Regions from separate parts of the Mus musculus genome. Here regions 1 and 2 are each linked to region 3. Evidence: chromatin loops called from intact Hi-C (ENCODE). Cell type or tissue: left cerebral cortex. All regions are shown on one strand.

Region 1 (8,000 bases), 380 kb before region 3:
ATGTGTGGACACTTTGCCCTTTCTTAGAATTGGGAACAAAACACCCATAGAAAGAGTTACAGAGACAAAGTTTGGAGCTGAGACAAAAGGATGGACCATCTAGAGACTACCATATCCAGGGATGCATTCCATAATTTGCTGCCAAATGCAGACACCATTGCATACACTAGCAAGATTTTGCTGAAAGGACCCTGATATAGCTGTCTCTTGTGAGACTATGCCGGGGCCTAGCAAACACAGAAGTAGATGTTCACAGTCAGCTATTGGATGGATCACAGGGCCAAGAAGTGGGAATGAGTGGGTATGGGAGTGGGGGGGGGTATATGGTACATTTACACAATGGAGTACTATTCAGCTATTAAAAAGAATGAATTTATGAAATTCCTAGGCAAGTGGATGGACCTGGAGGGTATCATCCTGAGTAAGGTAATCCAATCACAAAGGAACTCACACAATATGTACTCACTGATAAGTGGATATTAGCCCAGAAACTTAGAATACTCAAGATATCAGATACAATATGCTAAACGCATGAAACTCAAGAAGAACAAAGAACAAATTGTGGACACTTTGCCCCTTCTTAGAATTGGGAACAAAACACCCATGGAAGGAGTTACAGAGACAAAGTTTGGAGCTGAGATGAAAGGATGGACCATCTAGAAACTGCCATACCCGGGGATCCATCCCATAAACAGCTTCCAAACGCTGATACCATTGCATACACTAGCAAGATTTTGCTGAAAGGACCCAGATGTGGCTGTCTCTTGTGAAACTATGCTGGGGCCTGGCAAACACAGAAGTGGATGCTCACAGTCAGCTATTGGATGGATCACAGGGCCCCCAATGGAGGAGCTAGAGAAAGTACCCAAGGAGCTGAAGGGATCTGCAATCCGATAGGTAGAACAACAATATGAACTAACCAATACCCCCCAGAGCTCGTGTCTCTAGCTGCATTTGAATCAGAAGATGGCCTAGTTGGCCATCAGTGGAAAGAGACGCCCATTGGTCCTGCAAACTTTATATGCCTCAGTACAGGGGAATGCCAGGGACAAGAAGTGGGAGTGGGTGGGTGGGGGAATGGGTGGGGGAGTGTGTGGGGGACTTTTGGGATAGCATTGGAAATGTAAATGAAATAAATACTCAATAAAAAAATTAATGGAAAATGTAAACTTGGTTCACACACCCACACCCATATATATAAATATATACATACACACACATATATATGCATATGTGTGTATATATATGTGTGTATATATATATATATATATATATTCACATACATAATGAAATACTACTCAGTTCTAAACAAAAATTAATTTATAACTTAATAAATTTGTAAAAAGAAAAAGGATGGATTTAAATATAGAAAACTAAGACACACTACCTCAGAAAGAAACCACGTATTCTTTCTCAAATAAGAAATCTAGCCAACTATATATAAGTATAAGTGAACAAATGTACATGTAGATATAATAATTAATAAAAGAGGAGAATACATTTAAATATAAAGAGAGGGCAAACGTCGGGCATGGTGGCAAATGTCTTTGATCCCAGAACTTGGGAGGCAGAGGCACGTGAATTTCTGAGTTCGAGGCCAGCCTGATCTACAGAGTGAGTTCCAGGACAGCCAGGACTATACAGAGATACCCTGTTGAGAAAGAGAGCGAGAGAGAGAGAGAGAGAGAGAGAGAGTGAGAGAGAGAGAGAGCGAGAGAGAGAGAGCACAAATACAGGTAATGGATATGAGTTTATAAAAACAGATATAAAGTGAATGGATTTTAAAGTTCTAATTCTGTTGTTGGATTTTGCTTTAGGTTGTGGTTAAGTATATAATATTCCATACTGCAAGTGTAAAATTTAATGTGAAGCTTCACAGCTTCTGTTTTAAATGTCAATTCTAACTTTATAAAGTTCATTAAGTTTCATAGCCTTTTTAAATATGAAAGTTTATAATTTTTAAAAAAGAAAGCAATGAAGCACTTGGGACTCAGTAAGCCAGCGGCCCTCCAGATAGATTCATACATGGGAAAAAGTGAAAGAATTTCATATGACCAGAAAGTTTAGTTTCCATTTTAACTGGCATAGAATTTTCTGTTGATGATGTTTGTGGTAAGGGTGAGACATTTCATTTTAATTCAATATTTTTCCCAAATGATAGTAATTGAAAGATAAATTACAATAATTTGCTAAGTTTTGATTCTACAGAGAGTTGATTTTTGTCAAGTGGGAACAAGCATTAAGATTACAGATAATAGGAGATTGGTTAATATAAATTATATCAGGTCATTTTCCTTGTAAGCATTAAAACAAAAGGAACTTCATTATTCTGCCACATCAGAGTGATAGGACCTTCCTCAAGAAGTTCTGTAAGTCTCTTGTTTTCAAGGGGGAAATCTCTATTGGGGGAGATTCTTGGTTCCTTAAAAATGTTAGATTGATTGCATGGTACTCAGCACAAAGCATTCTGTTAGGATTTGGATTGTTTAAATCTTGTCTGAAACAATGATTTCCTACACATGAGGGAATAAATATATTAGCTGCTATAAAGTCTCTGTGTGTGTGTGTGCATGTGTGTGTGTGTGTGTGTGTGTGTGTGTGTGTGTGGGTGTGTGTGTGAGAGAGAGAGAGAGAGAGACAGAGAGAGACAGAGAGAGACAGAGAGAGACAGAGAGAGACAGAGAGAGACAGAAAGACAGAGACAGACAGAGACAGACAGAGAAAGAGACAGAGACAGAGACAGAGAGACAAAAAGAGAACAAGAGGGATGCCTAAACCCATGTGTGTTTGTGTATGGGATAGTTGTCTGCTATGCTTTAAAACTCTGGCCTCATGCAAAACACCCCACCATCCCAGAAGCAGTGCTGTGATGAACTGCTATCTCTCTGGGTTTTCCAATGTGGCAGCCATAAGCTGCATGTGATCATGGAGTACTGAGAATTTTAAAACTTTCTTTCATTTAAATTCAAAAAGCTACAGATGGCTAGTACCAACTGTACAATTGACACGAAAGGGGAATTCGGGAAAAGACTCTTCAGTTCCCACGACAATATGTTTGATACATTTGACATAAAATTTAAATTTCTGTGTTTTGTGACCTGAATGTAATTGGGAAAAAAAGTGTTTTCCCCATGTAAGGGAGAACTTACCTGGAACAAAAATGAAGGTATGACAAAAAGCTCACTTCCCAAACTCACTAGGGGAATTAAAAATTATACGTGTTCATATAAAAACATTCCACCCAAACATGTAAATAGAAATTCACAGAATGTAATTCTTTCAGAACCCCCAAAAGTTAAAAATAAACATCCTCCTTTATATTTCCACTTGAGGAAAGCTATTTCGGAAAAAAAAACCACAGAAGAAACATAAAATTAAATTAATAAAAATAGTTATGCAATAAACCATCAGGAAAGTCTAAAAATTGTTTCATAAGATAAAATGGGAAAATAATCTGTGGTCAGCCAAGTCATTTCTTTTCACAAAACACCCTTTCTCTCTAAAAATCTATTTGGATCTGAAGACATACTTTTGAATATGAAAAAAATATAACAGTACACATAACAAGAAGTACCTTTTGGATAAGGAGATGACTCAGTGTGTAAAAGCACTTGCTTCCAAGAATAAAGAACAGGCTTAAATCCCTGGGACTTAGATGGTAGGAGAGAAACACCTCCTACAAAGCAAGTACAAGTCTAGTGGAGTCAGCTCCGAATGGACACTGTGTCACACACTCAACCACATTCACACACACAGACAAACACACACACTAGATACACTAATAAATATATAAATTCGAGAAAAAGTTTTGCATCTTATATCATAGCCATGTATTAGCATTCCTCAAGGATAATTATAATCATCGTAATAATAAAAAATATTAAAAAAGAAAGAAAGAAAGAAAGAAAGAAAGAAAGAAAGAAGGGAGGGAGGGAGGGAGGGAGGGAGGGAGGGAGGGAGGGAGGGAGGAAGGAAGGAAAGAAAGAAAGAAAGAAAGAAAGAAAGAAAGAAAGAAAGAAAGAAAGAAAGAAAGAAAGAAAGGGACCATATACAATTAATTCATTGAGAGAGCTATCAGGGACCACCAGATGAGACTCCTATCCCAGATCTCCTCTGCAGGCCCCTCCAGGCAAACCCAGCAGCAAGTTCTTCCCAGTCTCCTCTGAACTCTATTCCCAAGGCCATAGCTCTGCTGCATCCTTGAAGGCCTGCTGCCACTCACTACAACCAGGGGAGACCCCCAACCCTAATTTCCCTGCCTGCTGAGTCCCCTGGAAAGCACAGAAGCAATTAGGTTTGCCCCATCCCATCTGCATTCAGTCTTCTATCTATCAAGAATTACACCTGACTTCTCAATAGAGACTTTCAAAGTCAGAAGGGCATAGGCAAATATATTGCAGACTGGAAGAAGCCACAAATGTCAGCCTAGACTACTGTACCCAGCAGCCACATCTGTACCTGCAATCTTGAGGCCTTGAGCTATCAAGGAACACCAGTTCTGCCTTCATTCCTGGAGGTTGCCCTCTACTCAGAACATCCAGAGACCTGAAGGCATCAGGGATAAACAGCTTTGCCTTCATCCCTGAAGCCAGCTGCCACCATGGCCAACCCCCTGATCTGCAAGCCAATAGGCCTGCTGCCATCAGAAACTGCCAGTTCTTCCTGCATTCCTAGAGGCCTGTTGCAACCTGGTATAATTACCTCTAACTGCAACCCCAGAAGGCTGCTGGCATCAAGGAACACCAGATCTATCAGCAGTCCCAGAGACCTGCTGCTATCAGGGACCATCAGTAAGCCCTGCCAACACCAAAGAGAACCAGATTGCTAAAGGCCAGTGTAAGAACAATCAGCCAAAATCAGGGCAAAATGGTACCACCAGTACCCATCTATCTTACTACAGCAATCCACAAATGGCCTATTATACCTGAATTGCAGGAAAATGGCCTCAACCCTAAACTTTTGAAGATGATAGAGGCCCTTAGAGAGGAACCACATAAATCCTTTAAAGGAAAACAGAAAAATGCAATTGAACAGGTGAAGGAAATGGATAAAAATTCCCAACACCTGATAATGGAAATAGAAGCAATAAAGAAAATACAAACTGAGGCAATCATGGAGATAGATAGCCTAAGAAGGAGAATAGGGGCTACAAGCACAAGTGTCACCAACAAAATACAAAACATGGAAGAGAGGATCTCAGGAGTAAAAGATACAGTGAAGGCGTTGATACACTGGTCCAAGGAAATGCTAAGTCTTAAAAGTTTATAACACAAAACATACAGGAATTTTGGGACACTATAAAAAGACCAAACCTAAGAATAATAGGAATATAAGGAGAAGATTCCTAACTCAAAAGCCCAGAAAGTATCTTCAACAAAATCACAGAAGAAAATTTCTCTAAAGAAAGAGATTCCTATAAATCTACCAGATTTACAGAACACCAAATAGATTTGACCAGAAAAGAAAATTCTGCGACATAATAATCAAAATACTAAATATATAGGACAAAGAAAGAATATTCAAAGCTGCAAAGAAAAAAAGGCCAATTAACTATCAAGAATTACACCTGACTTCTCAAGAGAGACTTTCAAAGTCAGAAGGGCCTTGGCAAATATATTGCAGACTGGAAGAAGCCAAAAATATCAGCCTAGACTACTGTACCCAGCAAAATATTCAATTACCATAGATGGAGAAACCAAGATATTCCATGAATAAACCAAATTTAAACAATACCTTTCCACTAATCCAGTCCTACATATGATACCAGAAGTAAAACTGCAACACAAGGAGGGTAACTACACCCATCAAAACACAAGAAATAAATAATTTCACATCAACAAAACCAAACCAAAGGACAAGAAACACACACACACACACACACACACACACACACACACACACACACACAGACAGATGGAGAGATATTTTTACTACTAATATCAAAATAGCAGGAATTACCAATCATTTCTCATTAATATCTCTCACATCATTGGACTCAATTTCCCAATAAAAAGATACAGACTAAGAAAGTAGATACATAAACAGGATTCATCATTCGGCAGCATACAAGAAACATACCTCAGTAACAAACAGATAACACCTCAGAGTAAAGGGATGGAAAAAGGTCTTCCAAGAAAACATACCCAAGAAGCAAGTTGGCATATCAATTTTAATATCCAATAAAATCAACTTTTAACCAAAATTAATCCAAAGAGATGTTGAAGGAAACTTCACACCCATCAAAGGAAAAATCTTTCAAGTTGATGTCTCAATTCTGACCATCTATGCTTCAAATGTAAAGGGCACACACATTCATTTAAAAAAAATACTAAAGCTTGAATCACACATTGTACTCCACTCATTAATAGTGGGAGATGTCAACATTCAACTCTCATCAATGATCAGGTCATCAAGTCAGAAACTAAACAGAGGTAACAAAACTAACCGAGGTTATTAATCCAAAGTACCTAACAGATATCTACAGAACATTTCACCCAAACATAAAAGATTATACATTCTTCTTAGCACCTCATGTAACCTTCTTCAAAACTGACCATATTGATAGTGACAAAGCAGCTCAGCAGACACAAGAAGATTGAAATAAGTCCCTTCTTAGAAAACCATGAGTTTAAGCTGGACTTCAACAGCAACAGAAACACCTGAAAGCCTACAAGCTCATGGATACTGAACACTCATGGAAAATGACACTGGATCAAAGAAAAAATAAAGGAAGAAATTAAATACTTTCTAGAATTCAGAGAAAATGAAAGCACAATATTCTCTTGCTTGTGGAAGGTAATGAAAGCAGTGCTAAGAGGAAAATTCATAGAACTAAGTCCCTTAATAAAGAGATTGGACAGACCCCATACTAGCAACTTAATAGCACAAATGAAAGCTCTAGAACCAAAAGAAGCAAACATGTCACACCAAAGGTGCATAGAAAGTAGGAAATAATCAAACTCAGGGCAAAAATCAATCAATTAGACACAAAGAGCACAATACAAAGATTCAACAAGATAGACAAATGGTTACCTAAACTAACTAAAAGGCAGAAAGAGAATACCCAAATTAATAAAAGCAGAAATAAAAAAGGAGACATAACAACAAACAGTGAAGAAATCCAAAGAATCTTGCAGTCTGCACAAGATCAACAGAGACAACTCTTGGGGGCTCCCAGAGACTTTACCACAAAAGAGCACACATGGGCTGGATCTAGCTCTCTGACATCCACAGATATGTAGCAGATATGCGGCTTTTTCTTCATGCAGGTCTTCCAATAATCAGAATAGGCAGGTGCAGTCGCTAACTCTGTTGCCTGTCTGGGGCTACTGTTACCCTAACTGGGCTGCCTAGTCTGGCCTCAGTGGGGGGGGGGGGGGTGTGCTTGGGTCTGCAGTGACTTATTGCCAGGGTGGGTTGGTACCCATCAGAGGGCTCCCACTTCCCAGAGAAAAAGGGAAATGGGAGGAGTTTTGTGAGTGAGTACTGAGAGGGGGAGCTGTGAGTTGGATGTAAAGTGAATAAATATGTAAATTAATGGAAAATATAAACAATTCACTGAAAAAAATACATGCTGGATGAATGAAAAGTATCTGAAACACATTGAGCAAGTATGGCTGTTAAACTATGGCAATTGAAGATATTTAAAAATTTTGGCTGATTTTATGTGCAGATAGGTCCTTGATCCACTTAGACTTGAGCTTTGTACAAGGAGATAAGAATGTGAGGAAGAGCCTCGAACATATGAGCACAAGGGGAAAATTCCTGAAAAGAACACCAATGGCTTGAACTATAAGATCAAGAATTAACAAATGGAACCTCATAAAATTGCAAAGCTTCTATAAGTCAAAGGACATCGTCAATAAGACAAAAAGGCAACCAACAAATTGGAAAAAGATCTTTACCAATTGTAAATCTGATAGAGGGTTAATATCCAATATATACAAAGAACTCAAAAAGTTAGACTCCAGAAAACCAAATAACCCTATTGAAATATGGGG
Region 2 (8,000 bases), 260 kb before region 3:
TGTCTACAAGTAGCAATCATCCCTTCTCAGGCATAAATAATAGGGCCCTGGAGGGATCTGTGTAATCCTTGAAGAAAATAAATGTCAGTAGTCCAGTGGTAGTGAAAGGTACATAGGGTGCCCTTAGAGGACTCATAGAGGACAAAGTGATAGAATGAACAACACGAAGTAAAGTTTCCTATATTGTAGGAATGCTGGAGAAGGAATAGCCTCTAAAGTGTACATGTATGTTTATATGTATATACATATGCATATGTATAATATCCATATATGTATATGCACACACACATATACATATATTCCTGCAGGACAAGAAATTTGATTGTCATCACCCTCAGTGTAATATTGGGGTCTTTATACTAGAGGCGAAAATCAAAACTAACAATTGGCCAGTGTAATGCTGATGTGAAGAAATCTTGGCATCTCTGTTGAGGAATAGAGAGAATGCATCAGAATGGTCTTAAGAGTCAGCACCTGCCCTGCAGTCTTTTGTTCCCTGAAAGACTAAAAACTGAACAGTTATCAACTTTCGAAACTAAAAGTTATGTTGAGAAAAGTAATAATGTTTCTATGGTTTTATGCATGGATAAGTTTTGAATAATAAGGCCTAACAATAATTGTGACTAACTCCTTTGATTTTTATGTAGGTATTATAGATGTGTATCTCATTAATTAAAGTTTTATAATTTCTCCCCATGATGACAGATTGAAAAATAACATTTAAAACACATTTGAAAGTTATTACAAAAATAACTTTCCATTTAGTAATAATGGGTAAGAAGTTTTAATATTTTTAGGAAATCCTTAATGCTTTCAGCTTTTTTGCTCTCTATAATCAGAATAGAAAGTTTTAGTAAGAAATGATTATCTAAGTTATCACAATTTTACTGTCCTGAACAATGACATACTTCTGAGATATTGGTGGCACTTCATTAGTATATGATGAAATGAAAATAATTAAATGAGATGGGATTAAATGTTGGAACAAAAGTTCAGTTAAACAATATTTTCCAATAAGTTTATACTTTGTATATTAGATTTGGTATATATATGAAAGATTATCGATCCATAATAAAGCTAAATCTAACCATAACAGCAATGAGAGATATGACAAAGATATATTTTTCCAGACACAATGAAAAAACTAAATGTAATAGAGACTGTGTCTAGAAAGTCAGTTTTAGGGAAGGACGAATTTGGGGAAACCTTCACGGAGTAATCAGTCTGCAGGAAGACAGAATAGAATGTGTGCCAAAACTAGAGTGAGGGCATTTAGAATATAAGAAAGATTTTATGAAGAACTAAATGATCAAAGTGTTTTTGGAAGTGCCAACAAAATAGTGTTGGTTTAATTACAGAGTATCTAAATATGTTCTTAAAGAAAGATAAAGACAGATATGGAAGGGACTTCTATGCTAGAGGAAGGGGATCTACCTTGACCCACTCACAGTAGAAAACAAGACAGCGTGTAGACACACTAAGGACAGGGAATGTCTATTCATTTGCTCATATTCCCAAATCTCAGAATAGTGTGGGCAACACAGGTGAGCTATCAGGCTTTGTTTATTTATTTTGTGAGACATTCTGTGTACCCAAGCATGGTCTTGAATTTCAAATTCTCCTGCCTTTACCTCCAAAATGCTGAGATCACATGCCAGGGCCATCCAGGTGTTTGTTTTTAGCACTTCGATAATAAACTAACAGCTGCAAGTGTTTACTGGGGTGATTAATACTACAAGTGTATCTTAAATAGATTATTTGGCAGTAAGTTGGTAATGAGGATCAGATTGGAAGTTAATAAATATCCCTTGTACAATGTGACAAGATTGACGTAGCATTATTGCTGTAAGTGTGTTTGGGACATGTTAAAGGGATACAGAAGTGGTATTGGGTAGCATCTTAGGAAAGGAGGCTAAATAGAAATGTACGGTGGTAGAAATTTATTACCTAAGTAAATAAATTATGCCTGGTATCAGCAACTAAGTATTGCAAGGAAACCTGCAAAGAGTGAGTATTCTTTAGATATGTATTGAATAGTGTTATTTATCTTAACCCAAGATTTTTTGTTTACCCTGACTGGTGATGAGAAACTCATATTTATTCTGTCAATTTCTAAAAATTTTCTATTTTTACTCAAATCTATCCATAAGTAATGGGTCATATGTTTATGTAAGCCCAATTATAATTTACAACTTAGTAGTTCCATGCATTTCTGATATTTCTATATTTTAAAAAGGCAGCTATGTTTTCGCAAAGTTTGTAGATATTTCAAGAGGTGTAGAAATGTGGATTCTAAAATTTTGTAAAATTAAAATTGGGCAATTTTTCTCAAAGATACTTAAAAATAATTCAATAGTAAGTGATTGTTTGCACTGATTTTTGATATGGACAGTTGGTTTACATTCAAGGAAGTATTTCTAGAAGTGCCTTCATCAGACACCCTCTGTTATAAATTCTGCTGTGAACAATGTTGTGTGTTTAGTAAAGATACAGACCTATAAACAACTTTAGACATTTCCTGTCAAGAGTTTGAAAGCCTTATAAAAACTCGAGGAGAGAGAGAAGAAAGGGACAAACATTTTAATGAAAGGATCAGAACACTGAGTCTGGTTCAACAAAAATAGATGTTAAGTACTTTGAACAGAGCAGAGTAACTTCAGACAATGTGGGGATGCATTGCAGGATTCTCAGAGATGCTCTGAAGAGAATGTGGAAAGAGAAGCCACCTGCATTGGACTGGAAACCATTCTCTTCATTTCATAAGGACTTGCTCAGTTGTTTTTCATTTTCGGTTTTTGGATGGATCAGCATAATATCACATTAAAATCATTAGTCACATTTTATAGAAGCAGTTGTGGATAAAACATTGAGAAATTATTCTAATTCATGTAGACATTTATAGCTAAAAACCAAAAAAAGTGCTCAGTTACTAAAGAACCACAGTTTAGAGCCACAGAGCTTACATTTGCATTATAATTTTCAATAAGCGTGGAGTTTTGCATAGGAATAGACTTTCAATCAGTAGCCTTTTTATTTTATTTTCACATATTTGCTTGAGAAATAGCATAATAAACTAGGACCTTAAAATTCCTATGAATAACAAACCCAAGTTTGCATGCTGTAGGATCTTAATGATCACATCCATGGTAACAAAGCAGAGCATTCTAGATGCAGTAATAAACTTACCACAGTAAACGTAAGCTCGCTGCACTTCAAAAAAGCACCACCAAGAGGGAAGATGCCCATTGTTTCCAAAGCACCAAACTCTGGAAAAACAGACACATGAGATGCATTTCTAACTTATACATCTGCAGGCTTATGTTTTTTTATTTTCATTTTTTAAAAGAATGTGTCAGGTTGCTGGCTAGAAGTTGAAAGAACTCTAATCTTAAATTTATCTCCCTACAGGTTTTTTCTATTTTCTTTTTCTATGTCAGCAGGGCTTTCATTGATGTTTCAAGCCCTATTTAAATATCTGATGGACATTAAGAATAATCTCTTTTAGAACAGTGCTCTGGGTTCAATGTATTACTAGTTTTAGTATTTCAGAAAGCACACAAACTTCTCAAGACCCACCTATCTACTCATCTGAAGGCTCAATTTCTCTTTGTAAATTAAAACTCTCCTCATTAGCATCTTCCTTTAATTGCCATCTGCTTCTGACACCTCATCTAGCAGAGCCTTAGACCACAGTTATATTTAGGTATATTCATTGAAGAGGAATGAGGATGTTGTGTGTCTACTAATAATGTTTTCAGGAGTCTGTGTATAGACTTGTCTTGGTTGCTATTTATATAGTAAGAGACAAGAACTTTTTATTCTTCTCAGGAGCCTTCTCCCTCAATAAATAAAATATAAGCTAAGCCAAGATATTAAATGAATATTTTGCATAAATTAAGTATTTGTGTGACCCTATCTTCAAATATCTTTTCATGCACTTCAACTTCTAAATAGATCATTAGGTTCCAAATTGTATCTTAATGGAGGGTGGGGTAGGAATAAAATAAAGGCCTCAAGACACAGGTGAACTGCTATGCTTAAAACATGATATCAAAACCTCAGAATCAGGGTCAGTTTGTTCTACACAGGGAAATATCATAGTAGACAGTAGGGTCCTCTCCAGCTTGTGTATCCCCTTGTGACAGGTATTGGTGAGTGGTAGCAGCAGGCAGGCAGAAGCAGGGGCAGGTGATGCCTATGAGTGTCACAGCTCCCATGCAAACCTGGAGTACTGGGGCCTATGATCTATAAGTGTTATAGATCTCCTGTAGGTCAAAGAAGTCAGAATTTCTCACTGTTTCTAGCAGCTGGCTTTGACGAGTCAGGGTAGGTTTAGGTACTGTGATTCCTCAGCCCATGACAGTATCCAATATACACTCCTGAATCTGGGTTACCTGAGACACTCGGCCTAAAAGCTTGGCAGCTCTCTGGAAGCCTTCCAATAACCAGGGCAGGGCAACTTCTCTTCTATGACTCTTATAACCATGTCGCCTTTTTATTCTCAGCTCGCTATCCTCTTCCTTCTGTCTCCTTGCTCCTGTCTTGACTGCTATCTTAAAGTTCAGTTGCTCATCTTCATCTGTCAATCATCCAGCCCCCTTGCCACTCTGGCAGCAGAGCTTACTGACTGCTGAGTTGTCACTGCCATCCTCACTATCACTCTGCTGTCTGAGGATTCAGAGTTAGCAGCTCATCTCACACTGCTAAAAGCAGGCAAGAAAAGACTGCCCCACAGAAGCTGCCTTTCTCCCTCATAGTGAAAAAACCAGGAAAGGCAGCACTTTTAGGTGCCTCATTACTGATTCACCATGTTGGCTGAACAGCTTGCTTACCTAGTCAGTGAAGGATGTTTGGACCAATCACAACAAACATGCTATGCAAATAAAAGTATGAGTTTGGGCCAATCACAGCACTGTCTTTTTAACATCCCTCTGGGCAGTTCTTCTGTGATGATGACGTCACAAGTGCCTAGACCCCATTGGGACATTGGTAAAGGTGGTTTTAGGGTTCTGTAGAATATAGTGAAGCCTGTGATATCAAAAATGTCTTAAACTGTTTTAAACAGCCCTGTGTGAAGTTGAGTCTTCCGCAGTTGGAGTTGTCATCACTTGGGTAGGTTTCCCAAGGTGTTAGTGAAATGTTCAAAATGGCCAGTGCTTATGTAGGAGCAGTTCTAATGTTTGACATGGTTGATAGAAACAGCGAAATAAGAAACTGTTGACAGCTGCCAAGTAGCAAGTCAAATAGGCCCATCCTTAACATATTTTCTCATTTACAGGAAGTGAACACCAGAAAGAATGCTTAAAAATAGCTAAAGGAACTTTTGATTAACACTTAGAGTGATGTGAAACAAAATTTAGCAATGTTTATCACTCACAGTGTCCTAGGGAGAGATGAGTATCTGTCACCTGTCTCAATGTTAATGTCTCACAGACTCTCAGCAGCAAAATGAAGGATTATGATGGACTCTGTTTATTCTTTCATCAATATTTCAGAACAAACCATGATAACATCTTAGCATGAGCATCTTCCATAACTGTATAAAGAACATTTAGTACAACTATTGTTTGTTTATGAATGATATCCATATACTATTCCGGATAGATTTAATAGAGCCCACTGACTGTCTTTTTATGTTAGGTTAAAATGTGTCTTAAAGTTTAAATGCTTAAAGACCAAACGCTTAAATGTAAAAGAGTTACTTTTGTTATATTTTCTGCTTGGCTATTTATAATGTTGCGAAAAGCTCTTCCTTTCCAGTTTCATGTCTAGTTTGACTCATTTCAGACAGATGAGGTGTTCAACCACCTACTGGTTTCATTCTCCCTCTACCCACCCCTCTTCATTTCTCTGCATTGTTTGTGAGCTTTCCTTTAAAATATTGTGAGCAAATAGATTAATACCAAAGTAGAATACCTGAAAGATATGTGGGGATCATTTGTGGAAAAATACTCTTGTTACAAACAAAAATTTTAGTCTTTTGTGCTCTGCTGGTAAAGTATTTGTTGCCCAGGCATGAGGAATTCAGTTAAATCCACAGAATCCATATAAATATTCTGGATGTGTGGGTATGTGGTTTTAATCTCAGCAGTGGGAGGCAGAAGGGGCTCTCTGAGGCTCACTCCCGAACCAATCTCACAGTATTGCCAAGCTCCCACTAGCAAAGGGTCCTTCCTTCAAAAGCAAAGTAGACTGTTCTGTAGGGTTACACCTGGAGTTATCTTCTGACCTTTACTAACATGAACACACATATGTTTTGTAGTATTTTGAATGAGAATGGTCCTCATTGGCTCAAATGTTCGAATACTTGGTTCCTAGTTGATTGAACAGTTTGGGAAAGATTAGGAGGCATGACCTTGTTGTGAACGTATGTCCCTGGGTTGCGTGGTCAGTAGGGGAATGCTGCAGAAGGTCCAGTGACTAGAGCAGGTTCTGAACTTCTGGATCTTCCAGGGTTGCTTCTAAGCTTCTAGATTCACACAGTATTCCATCTCTTTCCTTCCAATGATCGATCGTGGCCATGCTGATTCCAAGAGTCCCCTAACATTTTTTTTGGTCTCGATTCAAAGAAGAATTCATCGAGGTTGACTGAATTTTAACTTCTTTATGAGTTCAAACCCTTTCATTAGTCTCCAATTATATGTTGTCACTAAGTTATTATAAATCGTTATTATAGGGTATGAAAAATGGTCTGCTTCTTTTACCTATCCCTAGATGATGTATACATGCATGTCCATTCTACCTCAACCCTAGTGCTATTTTGAGGCATTTCTGTATAGGACTGCAGGTATTATCCTGTTGCTGTTTTTCCTGAGTGGCCATTTTGTAAGAGTTCATTTTGTATGAGTTCATGGACACACAGACACACACTGGCACACACACACACATATACGCACTTACAGACACACAGACACATACACAGATAGAGAGGAAGAGAGAGAGAGACAGAGAGACAGAGAGAGACAGAGAGAGATCCTATACACACAGTAAGCATGAAGGACAAGACATAAATGGATGGCTGAGATGATATTAATTAGACATGGGGCAAACAACAGCCCTAAGGACTCTAACTGTTTTTACTTAGGGAAGTGAACTGTTTGGACTAATTGCTGCTCAGCTTCTGTAGGAAAGCCCCACTTGAGTAGAATCTCATCAACTGCAGAGGAGCTAGACTGGTATTGTAGAAAAACTAGTCTTAATATAAATATTTTATTTTTAATAAATATACCTTTATTGCTTAGGTTTCAAAATTTCCTTAACACATGCATGTTGTTCAACTCTATTTGATGTAATATATAAAGGAGCCACCTGTTTCTAGGGAAAAAAGAAGTGAGCTTAAGTTTGGACTGTGGCCAAATTTCATGAGTGACAAATTTGTGAGCAGCAAATTTAGCTACAAAAAGCACAACCTAGAGGAGACATAACTGCTACATCTATCTTTGGTTTGAATGCTCAGGAGCTATATTGGCTACAGATATGGAAAAGGGAAAAATAAGGAGTGATCTCAAAATAAAAAGCAGGATAGTGTAGAAACCAAGGAGTTATGGCAGACGAATACTTGGTAACAGAATGTTTATGAGTGAAGTCTTATTTAAGCTATCTAAATTATTACTGATCACGGCTAAAGCTTTAGTAGTCACAAAGTGTGCTTGTTTAAGGTGAGAAAGCCATGTGTAATTGAGAACTCTTGCTTGTAAGGCAACAAGAGTAAGATGAGACATTAAAGCAAGTCCACAAAGCATGAGACAAAATATCCTTAAGATTAAATAGACTTGAAACACTAGAATGCACCAAGTGATTGAGATAATTAAAGTGGAGCAATTGAGATGTAAAGACAAAGGTGAAAGCTCTTTCTGAGGGCAGTGTAGCAAGCATTCACTCTCATAGTCAAAGATGCATGGCAGTCTCAGTCCTGAGAGAGGAGCTGGATGCCAAACCTTCACCCTGGGCTGCCTAGCAACCATTCTTCTGGGCAGGGCAGTGCACAAGCTAATCTCCTT
Region 3 (8,000 bases):
CATTAACATGATTTCATATAATGAAAGAATCAACAACATCAATAATTGTTATTATTCAAGAAATATCTTACCAAATGTTTCTTAATGTTAGGGATACTTATTATATATATCTTTTACATCCAGATGGCAGTTTCTCTGCCTTCCTCTACACATAACCTCCTCCATCCACTCCTTCTCCAAACCAAACACACTGACACACACACACACACACACACACACACACACACACACAAAATCAATGAAATTGTTTCTAAGGAAATTTTTTGACAGTAAGAGAGAGAAATGTCTATGTTTCAGAATTTATAAATTTATATGCCTATATTTTTGTATTTGAAACATATATTTTATATTTGGAAATCATTATATAAATATATTATATATTGATTTGAAATTCTAAATATATACCTGGGTGTATTTGAAAGTATTCTGTTGTTTCTGTAAAAAAGCTTTGTTTCATATATCATTCAAAATAAACTACTGATTGACTTGAATAAACATTGTATTGTATATCCAAGAGCTTCAGGAAGAGTTTATTAAAGTATACAAGAGTTTTTATGTGTATATAATGATTGACCTTTTGTAAGTCACAAATTCATGAAACAAGGATATTTTACTTATTTTATGTTAAGGTATCAGACAATATTGACCATAAAGTAGATACAAAATTTCAACAAAATTTATAACAAATGAAAATATATTGATGAGAGAATTGTCTATTTACTCTGTTATAAATTTCTTCTGCATATTCTTTCTTATTTTTGTTCCTTTTATTTTTTCATATTTTTAAGTTAGATATTTTCTTTATTTACATTTCAAATGCTATCACCTTTCCTAGTTTCCTTCCATTCCCCCAGCCCCTGTTCCTCAGCCCACCCACTCCCATGTCATGGCCCTGGCATCCCCTATATTGGGCATAGAATACTCACAATGCCAAGGGCCTCTCCTCCCATTGATGGCTGACTAGGCCATCCTCTGCTATATATGCAGCTAGAGACATGATTCCCACCATGTGTTTTCTTTGATTGGTGGTTTAGTCCCAGGGAGCTCTGGAGGTACTAGTTAGTTCATATTGTTGTTCCTCCTATAGGGCTGCAAACCCCTTCAGCTCCGTGGGTACTTTCTCTAGTGCCTTCATTTGAGACCATGTGCTCTGTCCAATGGATGACTGTGAGCATCCACTCATGTATTTGCCAGGAACTGGCAAAGCCTCACAGGAGACAGCTATATAAGGCTCCTGTCAGCAAAATCTTGTTATCATCTGAAATAGTGTCAGGGTTTGGTGGTTATTTATGGGATGGATCCCCAGGGGGTGGCAGGGGCAGTCTCTGGATGGTCATTCCTTCAGTCTCTACTCTGAACTTTTTCTCTGTAATTCCTTCCATGGGTATTTTGTTCCCCATTCTAAGAGGGAATGAAATATCCATACTTTGGTTTTTCTTCTTCTTGAGCTTCATGTATTTTTCAAATTTTATCTTGGGTATTCTGAGCTTCTGGCCTAATATCCACTTATCAGTGAGTGTATTTCATGTGTGTTCTTTTGAGATTGGGTTACCTCAATCAGGATGATATCTTCCAGATCCATCAATTTGCCTAAGAAGTTCATAAATTAATTGTTTATAATAGCTGAGTAGTACTCCATTGTGTAAATGTACCACATTATCTGTATCCATTCCTCTGTTGAGGGACAACAGATGCTGGCAAGGATGTGGAGAAAGATGAATATTCCTCCATTGCTGGTAGGATTATAAGATGGTAAAACCACTCTGGAAATCAGTTTAGTGATACCTCAGAAAATTAGACATAGTACTACTGGAAGACCTAGCAATACCAATCTTGGGCATATACATAGAAGGTGTTCCAACTTGTAATAAGACCCATGCTCCACTATGTTCATACCAGCCTTATTTACAATAGCCAGAAACTGGAAAGATACCAGATGTCCCTCAACATATTCTATTTCTTATCAGTAAAGCATTAGAAAGGATATTCTGCCTTCCTACATCAGCTTATGTTTTAAATTGTACTGCAACTTAGAAATGAAAGGAATAGAGTTAACAAGAAAATGAAAAGAAAAAATTGTAAAATAAATTGATAGCATTAATAAAAGCATATTTAGATGTTAGGTATTTAAATGTCATTAGAAATTTTTGGCTCTATATTGCATTAAAATGTAAGAGATGTTTAAAAATATGAGGAATTACCTAGGTCCATGTTCAAGCTTTTTAGACTGACAGCTTTCAAAACAATTCTAGCCTACACAGAAATAACTCAGTTTTAATTTATTTTCTTGCAATTTAAGCTTCATACCACAGTTTATCTGCCTGCTACTTGAAGTACATATTAAAAAGTAAAGAAAATGAATAATTTTTCAGAGACAGCCACACCTTTCTATAAATTAAATTGCACAAACAGATTACATTTTAGAATGGACATGTATTTTCTTATGAGAAAGTATGAGAAATAATTATTGAGTCATTGTGTTTTTTTTTAAATTAATACATAGGCCATATATACTTATTGGGTATAGCATACATATTGAACAAGAAGGATTAGGCACTTATTATCCTTTCATGTCTTTATGGGTGGTGTCTCAAACTTTCTCTTCCTAGATTTGCATAAATAGGCAACAGATTGTTATCCTCCATAGTCATGCCCATTTACTGTAGAACGGAGTCCTTCTAAATGCACTCTGGTGTCTGTTCATCAATGTTTTAGCTGCCACTCATTCCTACTTTACAGGATTATCTTTCTTGAGATGACAGATTTGTGAAGGAATCTGTTTTCCTATGACTACCATAGTCCTCTTCACATATTGCCCTCCAGTTCTTCAGGTCAGTTCATTCTTTGTACTGTTGAACTATATTATACTATTTCTTTCATGCTTACAAGACATCTTGGCATTAAGATATGCAAAAAAATATAAGATTACATTGTTGATGAAATTGAGGATAGTGGTATTTGAAACAAATTCCAATGATCATAGATTCAATCTGGGTCAGAAATTAAATCATTACAAACTCTTCTATGAAGACATTATCCAAAACAATTATATGAAGATAAGAAATAGTGTTTTTCCTAACCAAGTCATCTCTGAAATGAAGTTACTTCCAAGTGATACATATTATGACTTGAATGTTTTTATCTTCCTTCATTCTTGGGATCTCTAAAAATTTTTTGGAGAAGACAGGTCTTGGAAACATGGGATAAGAAGGGATTTTCTGGAAAATTGTACCTTTCTAGACCAATTCCTTATTTGTTACCAAGAGCCCAAACCAAGATATGTCTTAAAAAAAAACCCTCATGTGTGTATGCCAAATATGACATTTTTTGGTGAAATTCTAATACATTGGTAAGATTTTAATTCACATTATTATGAATGTACAAAAACGTTTGTGAGCCACAGAAAGTTAAATCATTACTCAAAGTAAAATCACACAGTAGAGCCTATGCCTAAAATTTCTCATTTTGGTTGATGTCAGCAATCCAGTTGTTCATGATAGGTCCTCAGCTCAGGGACAGAGGACCAGTGCATGGATTTGGCTATCCTTCCAAACTGGAAAATAAAGAAATGAGTCTGGCTCATAGAATTCTTAATATTATTTTCCTATATTTCTAACCAGAGCTACCTCTAATGTGTATCTGCAAACAACAAAACAAAACAAAACAAAACAAACAAACAAAAAACAAAATCCAGACATCCATATCAGCCAGAAAGCCAAAAAGCCATCACATTTGTATCTCTTTCTTCAACCTAGGCCTAATGTGAACCTCAGAAGAGGCTCCAGTGTTTGCAACTGACATAGTAGTTCCTCAAACAAAGAAGACTGTGGGGAGCAGTGGCCATTTCTTTGGTAATTTATTCATGTATTCCATGCTCTGACTATGGTAACTGAGGAAACTTTGTCTTTTACAGGAAAAATGATTAGCTGGTTAATTTGCATTTGCTGTAACTCAAACATTTTTCTTCCTATTTTTAATTTCGCCAAAAGTGTTCTTTTTGAAAATGTGTGCAGTGATTCACAAGTTATGTAAGAATATGTCTCAAATGGTACCTTTCATCTGTACTTTGCTTTGTTCTGACATTATGGAATATTAAACTTCTAGCCTTGTACATGCTAGGCAAATACTCAACCATAGAACTATATTCTCCAGTTTGAACTACCTTTATTAAAGAATAAGCCTGGATATGGAAGATGGCTCATCATTTAAGAATAGTTGATGTACAAGCATGAAAACCTGAGTTTACATTTTCAAAAATCAAAAACTAGAATGAAATGGTCTTGACTGAAAATAGAGCTGAGTGGTGCAGACAGGGGAGATGGAGAGGTTATGAAGTTTCCTTTGTAAAGGAAAAGTCTGGAGAGTCATAGACGACCTCCAGTCATGTACACATGCACAAACCACACAGACAGACAGATATACAGAGAGACAGACAGACACATACATGAAGGAAAAAGAAAAGGGAAAAAGAGAAGTGAATTATCATGATCGTTTTAATAACAAAATTGTTTAGATTTATTCTAAAGGGAACAGGAAAAAATACTGAATTCTCAGGCAAGTTTATATGTGTTTATGAGTGCCCATAAAAATAGAAATGTACACATATCATGAGACTATTTTTATTTGTGTGACTTTTAAAGTATCACTTACCAAAAATGAATTTACGCATACATGTTTTGTATTACTTTTATTTCTCTGAGATAGGCTCTTATTATAAGCCTTGGCTGACTTGAAATGGGTTTTGTAAAACAAGCTGCTCTCAAATTACAGAAACCCTTCCTTAGTGTTAACACTGTGGCTGTATGTTGCCCTGATCACTTACAAATTTGCTGAATGTCAAACACAATGCCAAAAAAGACAATTTTTTAATATTTAAAATGGATTGTTTTTCTCAAATATATTATTTTTTTCTTATTAACTAAGTTATTTGTTCACTTTGCATCTTGACTACAGCTTCCCTTCTCTCTTCTCCTCTCGTCTTACTTCCCTGCTTAGTCCTTTTCACCAGAAAAAGAGGAGGCCTCCCAGTGGACATCAACAAGACCTGTCATATGAAGTCACAGAAATATTAGGCACATCCTATTCCAATGCTAGGAAAGGCAGCCATGTTTTCTGTTCAACACTCTCCCCCCATGCTCACCCACCTCACCCCAGCTATTTCCATTCCTTCTCCTTCTTTCACCAAGTCCCCACCTTCCATCCATGCCTGATGTCTAATCAATTTCCCTTTCAAGTGTCCCCCCCTTAGGCCTACCTAGTCATTTAATTACTTTTGGTCTGTGGTTTGTACCATGATTATTCTTTATTTAATGACAAGTAATCACTTATAAGTGAGTACATACCATGTTTGTATTTCTGGATTTCAGTAAACTCACTCAGGATGATCTTTTCTAGTTACATCTATTTGCTGGAAAATTCCATATTGGCATTGTTTTTAATAGCTGAGTAACATTCCATTCCAATGAGTCACATTTTCTTTATCCTTTCTTCATTCGAAGGACATCTAAGTTATTTCCAGTTTCTAGTTATTATGAATAAAACTGTTATGGACATAGATGAGCAAGTGTCCTTGTGATTTGTTGGAGGTTCTTTTTGACATATGACCATTAGTAGTATATCTGGATTTTAAGGTAGAACTATTCACATTTTTTTGAGAAACTGACAAATTTATTTTTGACTAATTAATGACTAAAATCCCCTTATAATTGAGCACATACCAAAGTGTTGTGCCAGTTTTCACTCCCACCATCAATTAAGGAGTATTCCCATTGATCCATATTGTCATTAGGATGAGATATCTCTTGAGTTTTTATCTTAGTTATCCTGATGGGCACAAAGTAAGTCACAGAGTTGTTTTGATTTGCATTCCCCTGGTGAGTAAGGAGTTGAACCTTTCTTTAAGTGCTTCTTTTTTTTTTTCCTTTTTAAAAAATATTTTTATTAGGTATTTTCCTCATTTACATTTCCAATGCTATCCCAAAAGTCCCCCATACCCTGTCTTACCCCACTCCCCTACCCTCCCACTCCCACTTTTTGGCCCTGGCATTCCCCTGTACTGGGGCATATAAAGTTTGCATGTCCAATGGGCCTCTCCCTGACTACGCCATCTTTTGATACATATGTAGCTAGAGTCAAGAGCTCTGGGGTACTGGTTAGTTCATAATGTTGTTCCACCTATAGGGCACAGATCCTTTTAGCTCCTTAGGTATTTTCTCTAGCACCTCATTGGGAGCCCTGTGATCCATCCAATAGCTGACTGTGAGCATCAACTTCTGTGTTTGCTAGGCCCCGGCATAGTCTCAGAAGAGACAGCTATATCAGGGTCTTTTCAGCAAAATCTTGCTAGTGTATGCAATGGTGTCAGCATTTGAAGGCTCAGAAAATTGGACATAGTACTACCTGGAGGATCCCACAATACCTCTCTTGGGCATATATCCAGAAGATGTTCCAACTAGTAAGAAAGACACATGCTCCACTATGTTCATAGCAGCCTTATTTATAATAGTCAGAAGCTGGAAGGAACCCAGATGCCCCTCAATAGAGGAATGGATACAAAAAATGTGGTACATTTACACAATGGAGTACTACTCAGCTATTAAAAAGAATGAATTTATGAAATTCCTAGGCAAATGGTTAGACCTGGAGGGCATCATCCTGAGTGAGGTAACCCAATCATAAAAGAATTCAAATGATATGTACTCACTGATAAGTGGATATTAGCCCAGAAACTTAGAATAGCCAAGATATATGATACAATTTGCTAAACACATGAAACTCAAGAAGAATGAAGACCAAAGTGTGGACACTTGGCCCCTTCTTAGAATGGGGAACAAAACATCCATGGAAGGAGTTACAGATATAATGTTTGGAGCTGAGACAAAAGGATGGACCACCTAGAGACTGACATATCCAGGGATCCATCCCATAATTTGCCTTTAAGTGCTTCTTAAGCACTATAGATTCCTCTTTTGAGAATTCTATGTTTAGATCTGTACTCCATTTTCTAAGTTGGTTATTTCAATTGTTGATGACTTGTTTCATGAGTTCTTTATATATTTTGGATGTTAACCCTCTGTCAGATGTACAGTTGGTGAAAATTTTTTCTTATTTTGTATATTGCCATTTTGTCTCATTGATAGTGACCTTTGTCTTATAGAAGATTTTCAGTTTCATGAGGTCCAATTTATTAATTGTTGATCTTTGTAAATGAGCTATTGGTTTTCTGTTCAGGAATTTGTATCCTGTGCCATTTTCTTCAAGGATATTTTTCACTTTATCTTTCAGATTTAGTGTTTCTGGCTTTTGTTTGTCTGTTTTGTTAGGGGTATTTTGTTATTGTTGTTGCTGTTGTTGCTGAGGTCTTTGATCCTTTCGGACTTGAGTTTTGGGTAGGGCACTCAATATGAATCTATTTGCATTCTTCTATATGCAGATATCCAATTAGACTAGCAATGTTTATTGTAGATGTTTCTCCTTTCAATTGTATAGTTTGGGTTTATTTTTCAAAAATCAAGTGTCCAAAGGTATGTGGATTAACTTTTGGTTCTTTCATTCAGTTTTGTTAATCAACCTGTTTGTTTTTGTGCTAGTACCATGAGGATTTTATTACTATTATTCTGCTGTTCAGTTTGAGAGCAGGAATTGTGATACCACCAGAAGTTATTTTATTGTAAATGATTACTTTACATATCCTTATTTTTTCCACATAATATTGAATATTAATCTCTTAGGGTCCATAAGAATTGTGTCAGAATTTAGATATGGGTATCATTAAATCTGTAGATTGATTTCAGCAGAATGGTCATTTTATTGTGTTATTCCTGCTGATTCATGGGCATGAGAGATCTTTCCATCTGCTGATATCTTCTTAGAGTTCTTTCTTCAAAGAGTTGCAGATCTTGTCATTCAAGTTTTTGACTTATTATTTCAGTCACACCAATGTATTTTATATTTTTGTGACTATTGATGTTTCCTTCATTTTTCTCTTAGCTTTTTATTAT

What was found. Hi-C counts contacts between places; a loop is a spot of excess contacts. Peaks named below come from ENCODE experiments on the same cell type or tissue, not always from the same donor. Only the 100,000 strongest peaks of a DNase experiment are listed, where the experiment ranks them.
Region 1: it touches region 3 in a loop (2.8-fold over the local background); 2 of 42 quality-filtered maps call a loop at or near these places.
Region 2: a loop joins it to region 3, with 4 times the contacts of the local background. A loop is called at or near these places in 2 of 42 quality-filtered maps.

Annotation. Positions count from the first base shown.
Region 1 is chr3:42,780,767-42,788,766 of GRCm38, forward strand. No RefSeq gene overlaps it. Among named protein-coding and RNA genes, the nearest start is that of D3Ertd751e, 1.0 Mb to the left of the region's middle. In left cerebral cortex, no CTCF peak of the experiment used is centred here; DNase peaks (open chromatin) are centred at 3,011 and 3,659.
Region 2 is chr3:42,900,674-42,908,673 of GRCm38, forward strand. No RefSeq gene overlaps it. Among named protein-coding and RNA genes, the nearest start is that of D3Ertd751e, 1.2 Mb to the left of the region's middle. In left cerebral cortex, no CTCF peak of the experiment used is centred here; DNase peaks (open chromatin) are centred at 3,238, 4,715, 5,043, 5,837 and 5 more places; H3K27ac peaks cover 2,940 bases.
Region 3 is chr3:43,156,677-43,164,676 of GRCm38, forward strand. No RefSeq gene overlaps it. Among named protein-coding and RNA genes, the nearest start is that of D3Ertd751e, 1.4 Mb to the left of the region's middle. In left cerebral cortex, no CTCF peak of the experiment used is centred here; DNase peaks (open chromatin) are centred at 3,983 and 4,269; H3K27ac peaks cover 1,020 bases.